Regions from separate parts of the Homo sapiens genome. Here region 2 is linked to region 1. A link is a contact called in ENCODE Hi-C data. All regions are on one chromosome and are shown on one strand. The core of a region is the stretch at or near the end of the contact, and the rest is flanking DNA. Distances in the headings are between cores, read along the strand shown. Region 1 holds the start of ATG7 (autophagy related 7). Region 2 holds the start of FGD5-AS1 (FGD5 antisense RNA 1).

Region 1 (2,689 bases), core at 141-2,640:
AAGCCACCCCTTCATCCCACTTCCCATATTCGGTTGTTTCCAGCCTTGTTTACCTGCCTTTGGGGAGGGTGGGGGGTGGGGGAACCCTCTTTTTCCCTAACCATTGAAACATCTGCGGATGTTTTGGTCAGAGTGATCTCACTATTGCAATAGTCTCCCTCTGCTATTGCACGGTTCCTTCTCTCCCACCTCTCTCACTTCTTGCAGTAATCCTTTCTTTTTTTTTTTTTTTGAGACGGAGTCTCGCTCTGTCGCCCAGGCTGGAGTGCAGTGGTGGGATCTCGGCTCACTGCAAGCTCCGCCTCCCGGGTTCACGCCATTCTCCTGCCTCAGCCTCCCAAGTAGCTGGGACTACAGGCGCCCGCCACCACGCCCGGCTAATTTTTTTGTATTTTTAGTAGAGACGGGGTTTCACCGTTTTAGCCGGGATGGTCTCGATCTCCTGACCTCGTGATCCGCCCGCCTCGGCCTCCCAAAGTGCTGTGATTACAGGCGTGAGCCACCGCGCCGGGCCTGCAGTAATCCTTTCTAATAAGTATCCTTATTAGTCTGGATTTGTTTTCTTATTTGCCAGAATCAAACAAACTTCAGATTACGTTCCTGGCCCAAAAGCCCTTTAACTTTCAGCAAGCCACCTAACTTTTCTTAGATTCTGTTCTTTCATATATAACTTGGGGATATGTTTCAGGACTCTTGTGAGGATTAGAGATGTAAAACCCTGAAAACATGGTGGCTAGTTAATTAATAGCAGTCATCGCTCTTGTTGTTATGAGTCTAGAGTGGTATATCAGAGTTAATTTGTGAAAGGCCTTACAGGCCAGACAGAGAAACTTGTCATAATCACTGCTGTATCTTCAACACCTGTCCAGTGCTTTGCACGCGCAGAGTATCTAACCAAGTATTGAGAGGGAATAACTTTATCTCACTGACAGTGAGGAGCTGTGAGAATGATGGCTGGTTTAGAAAAGGCAGGTTGGTCACTGTCGACGTTCACTGGCCTTTTCCTACTAAAATTCTCATCTCCTGGCTCTCCACACCTGCCACCCTGATGGCCCCTGTGCTGCGTTTGATGCCGCCTCTCCTGGAGAATGACCATGGTGATCATTCCTGTCATCCTCTGAAATCAAAAGAGAGAACGTGGGCACTTTCTTAAAAGCCTGAAGGGAATGTAGACATTCCGACATCTGGTAAGGGAGACGCTCTCCATCGCTTCCCCCGGGGGCGTCACCGCCCCCTGATGCCCCGCCCTCCTCACGACTCAAGTTCCTCCCACTTAGCTCGGTGCTAGGGGCGCATTTCCCCGGCATGCCTCTGCTCCTTTGCGCACGCGCGCCGCTTCCCAGTGGCAAGCGCGGGCAGGACCGCGTTGCGTCATCGGGGCGCGCGCCTCAGAGAGAGCTGTGGTTGCCGGAAGTTGAGCGGCGGTAAGTGAGCCGCGGCGGGCGAGGGTGTAGTGGGGTCTTGCTGGGCCGGTTTTGGAGGCCTGGAGTCAAGGGGCGAGCTCGCCAGGGAGGGCGAGGGTCACAGCAAGTCTCAGGATCCTCCTCTGCCAGTTTCTGGGTGGTCCTTCCTCCTCCAGGGACTCACTGATTCCGGCTGGCGCCCTTCGTCTGTAGCCGCGTCCCCTCAGACTGGTTCAGTCCGGGGTCTTCTGACTTGGAAGCTCGTGCTGATTTCCTAAGTCAGCCCCTCCTGTCCTCTTGGTAGGCAGTGCTCAGAATCTTCAGTGTTGGAACACGGGAGATGGGACATTTGGATTCCCAGCCTGGCTGTGTCTGGATTTGCTGTCTCTGGCACGTTCCTTCCCCATCTAAGCTGCTTTTCCATCTGCAAAATGGGAATGATAATCCGCCATTTGTTTAAGTGAGGAGGTTAAATAAGTTTACTTTCTGAGAAAGAAGATTCTCGATTCCTTGGTTACAGGGTTAGAAACTAATGCACAATAAGAATCAATCCGGTAAGGTAAATATAGGTGTTAGAACATTTGTCAGAAATAGAGTCAAACTTCTAATTTTATAAGTACAGTACTAACGTACATGATGTTGGAGAAGTACAAGCCAAACCGTGTGTGTGTGCACGTGCGTGCAGTTTCCTGATTTTTAAACACTGGCGACTGATGCCATTTTTTAAAAATTGGCAAGTAATTCTGGCGTTTAAAAACATTGGCAACTCAGTTTTTACAAAACCCTGTTCAACTGTAACCAGTCATATCTGTGGCTGTCAGTTTGGGACCTCTGGATCCCAGACTCCCTTTTTCATTGACTACTTAGATTTTTTTCTCTGACACCTCTGCCCACTGGCCAGATTTCTTCAGTGACAGAAAGCTTTCTACTTCTGGTTGCTCCTGTTTGGTCCTCCCCCAGTTCTGACTCTTAGGTTGAGCTGAAAGCAGCTACTCGGTAATCTTAGCTCACTGTTCCTCCTTCAGGCTCTTGGAATCACCCCTGCATTTAATTGCCCTATACATCATTGAAAGCTGCTAGTTTGTCTTCCTCTTCTCACCTTTTCTTCTCTAGGCTAAGCATATTTAATGTATTTGCTCATAGTAAACTTAACAGTGACAGCAAATTTTGTCATGTTTTGTTATATCCCCAGCATATAGAGCAATGCCTAGCATATTATATATGCTCAATAAATATTTGTTGGATGAATGAATAAAACAAATATTTGCCTGTTATGTGCCTGGCAT
Region 2 (2,689 bases), core at 130-2,629, 3.7 Mb after region 1:
AAGGGCCGAAGAGCTCAATACCCACCCAATACAACCCCCACTTCCGACCTACAGACGCTCTGCTGAGCGGCTGGGAGAATCCGTCGCGCCAGTCAGGGCCCGGCTTCTTCCAACAACAGACACTTTGCGAGCCTTCCAGAAGCCTTGGCTAAGCGAGAAGGCAGGGTGGAGGCCGCCACTGCGAGGACGGTCCCCACCCAGCTGCGAGGAGCTCGCGGTTCCCCAGAGGGGCGGGCCTGCGTCCGGGTAACCGTGCGCGACGTCCACGAGTTTTTAGGACGACCAGCCCTTCAGCCTCTAGGCCCCGACGCCTGCGCCATTTAAGCCACATATCCGCCCGCCCGGCCGCGGCCAAGGCCGGCGGCAGCTACGTAGCCGCCGCCGCCCGGGGCCCCACAGCCCACGGGCCGGATGGACCGAGCGCCGGCTGCGGCGTTCCGGTGCGCGCGCGCGCCTCAGCCAATCGCGTTCTCGCCCGCCCCCCGCCGCGGCGGCGAGGCTGGCGCTGGGAAGAGGAAGAAGAACATTCGCCCTCCTCCTACCAGCGCGCGGGCGGCGGCGGCGGCGGCACCGGGGTCACGAACTCTGACCTTTCACTGACAAAAACAATAACAAACCCCCCCTTCTCCGCGACCCCGGCGGCGCCCCCGGGCCCGTCCCCGCCACCCCGCTCCCACCTCGGCGTCTCGTCTCTCGCCCGCTGCCCCGCGAGCCCGCGGCCCCCGGGCTCCCGCCATCCGCCGACACCGGGAGCCCGGGCTCCCCGCGCCCTGCCCTCCGCGCCGGGGGCCGCCCGCCGCAGACACGGGACCCGCTTCGAGGCCGCTTTGGCGCCAAATCCTGAGGTAAAATTGAAAGAGGGTCGGGCGGGCTCGGGCCGGCGGCGGAGGGGGCGGGCCTGGCGCGCGGACATGGAGGCGCCGCGGCGGCGGCTGAACCCGACCCTTTTACCTTTGCCACGGGGTGGCGGCGGCGGCGCCCGGCGCTTTGCATAGTGGGCCGGGCCGCTCCCCTCCCCTCCCCGCCCGCGGCCGGGCGAAGCGAGCGGGTTCCCCCTGACCGGCCCGGCCGGCGCAAGGGTGGGGGTGGAGGGGGAATGGCCGCGGCCCCGCCTTATAGTTGGCCCTCCGCCAGCGCCGCCATTTTGTTCTCGACGGAGATGGCTCCGGCTGGGCGGGCTCCCTTCCTCCTTATCCTCCTCCTCCTCCCGCCTGCAGTCCCTTCTTCCTTCTCTGCCGGGATTTTCACCCCTCCGCTTCTAGTCCGCCTTTGGCGGCCGTCGCAGCCCAACCGCCGTTTTTTCTGAAGGGGAGGGTAAAAGAAAAGGAGGAAGGCGGGTGCGAGGCGCGACCTCGTGAGCGACGGATGGGCTGGCTAATTGGCGCCCAGATAGGAGGGCCGGGGCCTGTGGCACCGCCCCCCTAAGCTTTGCTGATTGGCTGAGGCGGAAGAGGGTGGTCCTTATGGGGCGCGGGAGCCCTGGCGGGGCGGGAGTAGAGGCCGGGGCGAAGAGTGGGGCCGGGTCGGCGGGGGCGGGGCCGGGGGCGGGGCGCGAGGGGCGCGGCCGGGTGGAGAGGCCGGCGCCTGGTCTTGGGTCAGCAGGTGGGCTGCTTCCCTCCGCCTGGAACGCGTCTCGAATGAGTACTGAGGAACAATAGTAATAAAGGTGATGAAGCATTTCGAGTCCACGATGCGCTCTCGTGGGAAGAGGTTTTCGGAACCAGGACACTTTTCAGGGCTCCTGCTCGTTATTTCGCAGCGGCCTTGGCGAATCCCCTAATGAGGCTCAATTTTATCGACTGTAAATGGGGGGCATGCGCATTCTTGCCAGGCCGGACCTCCCTTCTGAGCATTGTTTGTGGGGCTCTACTCAGAAAATGGAGGCAACGCTACTTTGCGAGCTTCAGAGTCACTTGAAAATGGTGTTATTGTTAAAAATGGGATTACAGCCACCAGGAGAGGCAAGCGTTAAGGGTATTTGGGGTTTGAGAGAGCACAATTCGGGAGTGATTCTCTTCTCATTCGTTCGCTGAATACATGTTGACTTAGTTTTTTAGGCACTGGGGACACATCTGGAGAACCAGCTGTACAAGACCCCTGCCCTCACTAGAGTTGGGGGCTGGGGGGTGAATAGACAAATAATTCCAGAGAGTCATAAGTTCTGTGAAAGAAAAGAAGCCAAATGACCTGCTGAAGAAGACCTGAGGCGTTAATTTAGATGGAATGGTCAGGGTGGCCTCTCTGAGTAAGTGATGTTTGAACAGAGGAACCCAAGGGAGGAATGGCATTCCAGACAGGACATCCCGTGTAACGGCCCTGGAGGAAGAGCATTTGATGTGATCGAGAACTGGCTGCTTGTGGCTGGAGAGTTGGTTGGAACTAGTAATTGTCCATTATCCCACTTTGTTTCCAAGCCAAAGGCTGTGAAATATAGCAACGGTAGTGAGGAACAAATCTTCAATGTAATAAGAAAGTCGAGGAAAATACAGCCTTCATATGAATTACTGATGAATACATGACTTGGGAGGAGGGCCTCAGAAACTCACTTTACTTCCAGATTCAAATCCTTCGTCAGCCTCTTATATACATTTTCAGTTCATCAAGTATTTCCTGAGTGCTACGAATACTCCAGGCACTATGTGCTAGGCTGGGAATACAAAAAAGTAAGACACTGGTCCTCAAACATGTG

The links. A loop is a pair of places that touch in the nucleus more often than their neighbours do. Pooled maps may share reads with other maps.
Region 2: a map of CD8-positive, alpha-beta T cell shows a loop between it and region 1 (27-fold over the local background). The contact joins the promoter of FGD5-AS1 here to the promoter of ATG7 in region 1. A Hi-C loop is called at or near these places in 3 of 168 maps with a recorded cell type or tissue (CD8-positive, alpha-beta T cell and breast epithelium) and 7 of 50 pooled maps.

The regions. Positions count from the first base shown.
Region 1 is chr3:11,271,007-11,273,695 of GRCh38, forward strand. ATG7 (autophagy related 7) reads left to right here and starts at 1,391. Exons shown (of 21, transcript NM_001349232.2): 1 at 1,391-1,424. RefSeq lists enhancers at 989-1,038, 995-1,586, 1,309-1,438, 1,587-2,176.
Region 2 is chr3:14,947,062-14,949,750 of GRCh38, forward strand. FGD5-AS1 (FGD5 antisense RNA 1) reads right to left here and starts at 1,380. Exons shown (of 2, transcript NR_046251.1): 1 at 952-1,380. NR2C2 (nuclear receptor subfamily 2 group C member 2) reads left to right here and starts at 522. Exons shown (of 14, transcript NM_001291694.2): 1 at 522-845. RefSeq lists enhancers at 1-362, 1,051-1,738, 1,185-1,384, 1,739-2,426 and silencers at 145-574, 625-694, 715-1,134, 1,525-1,584.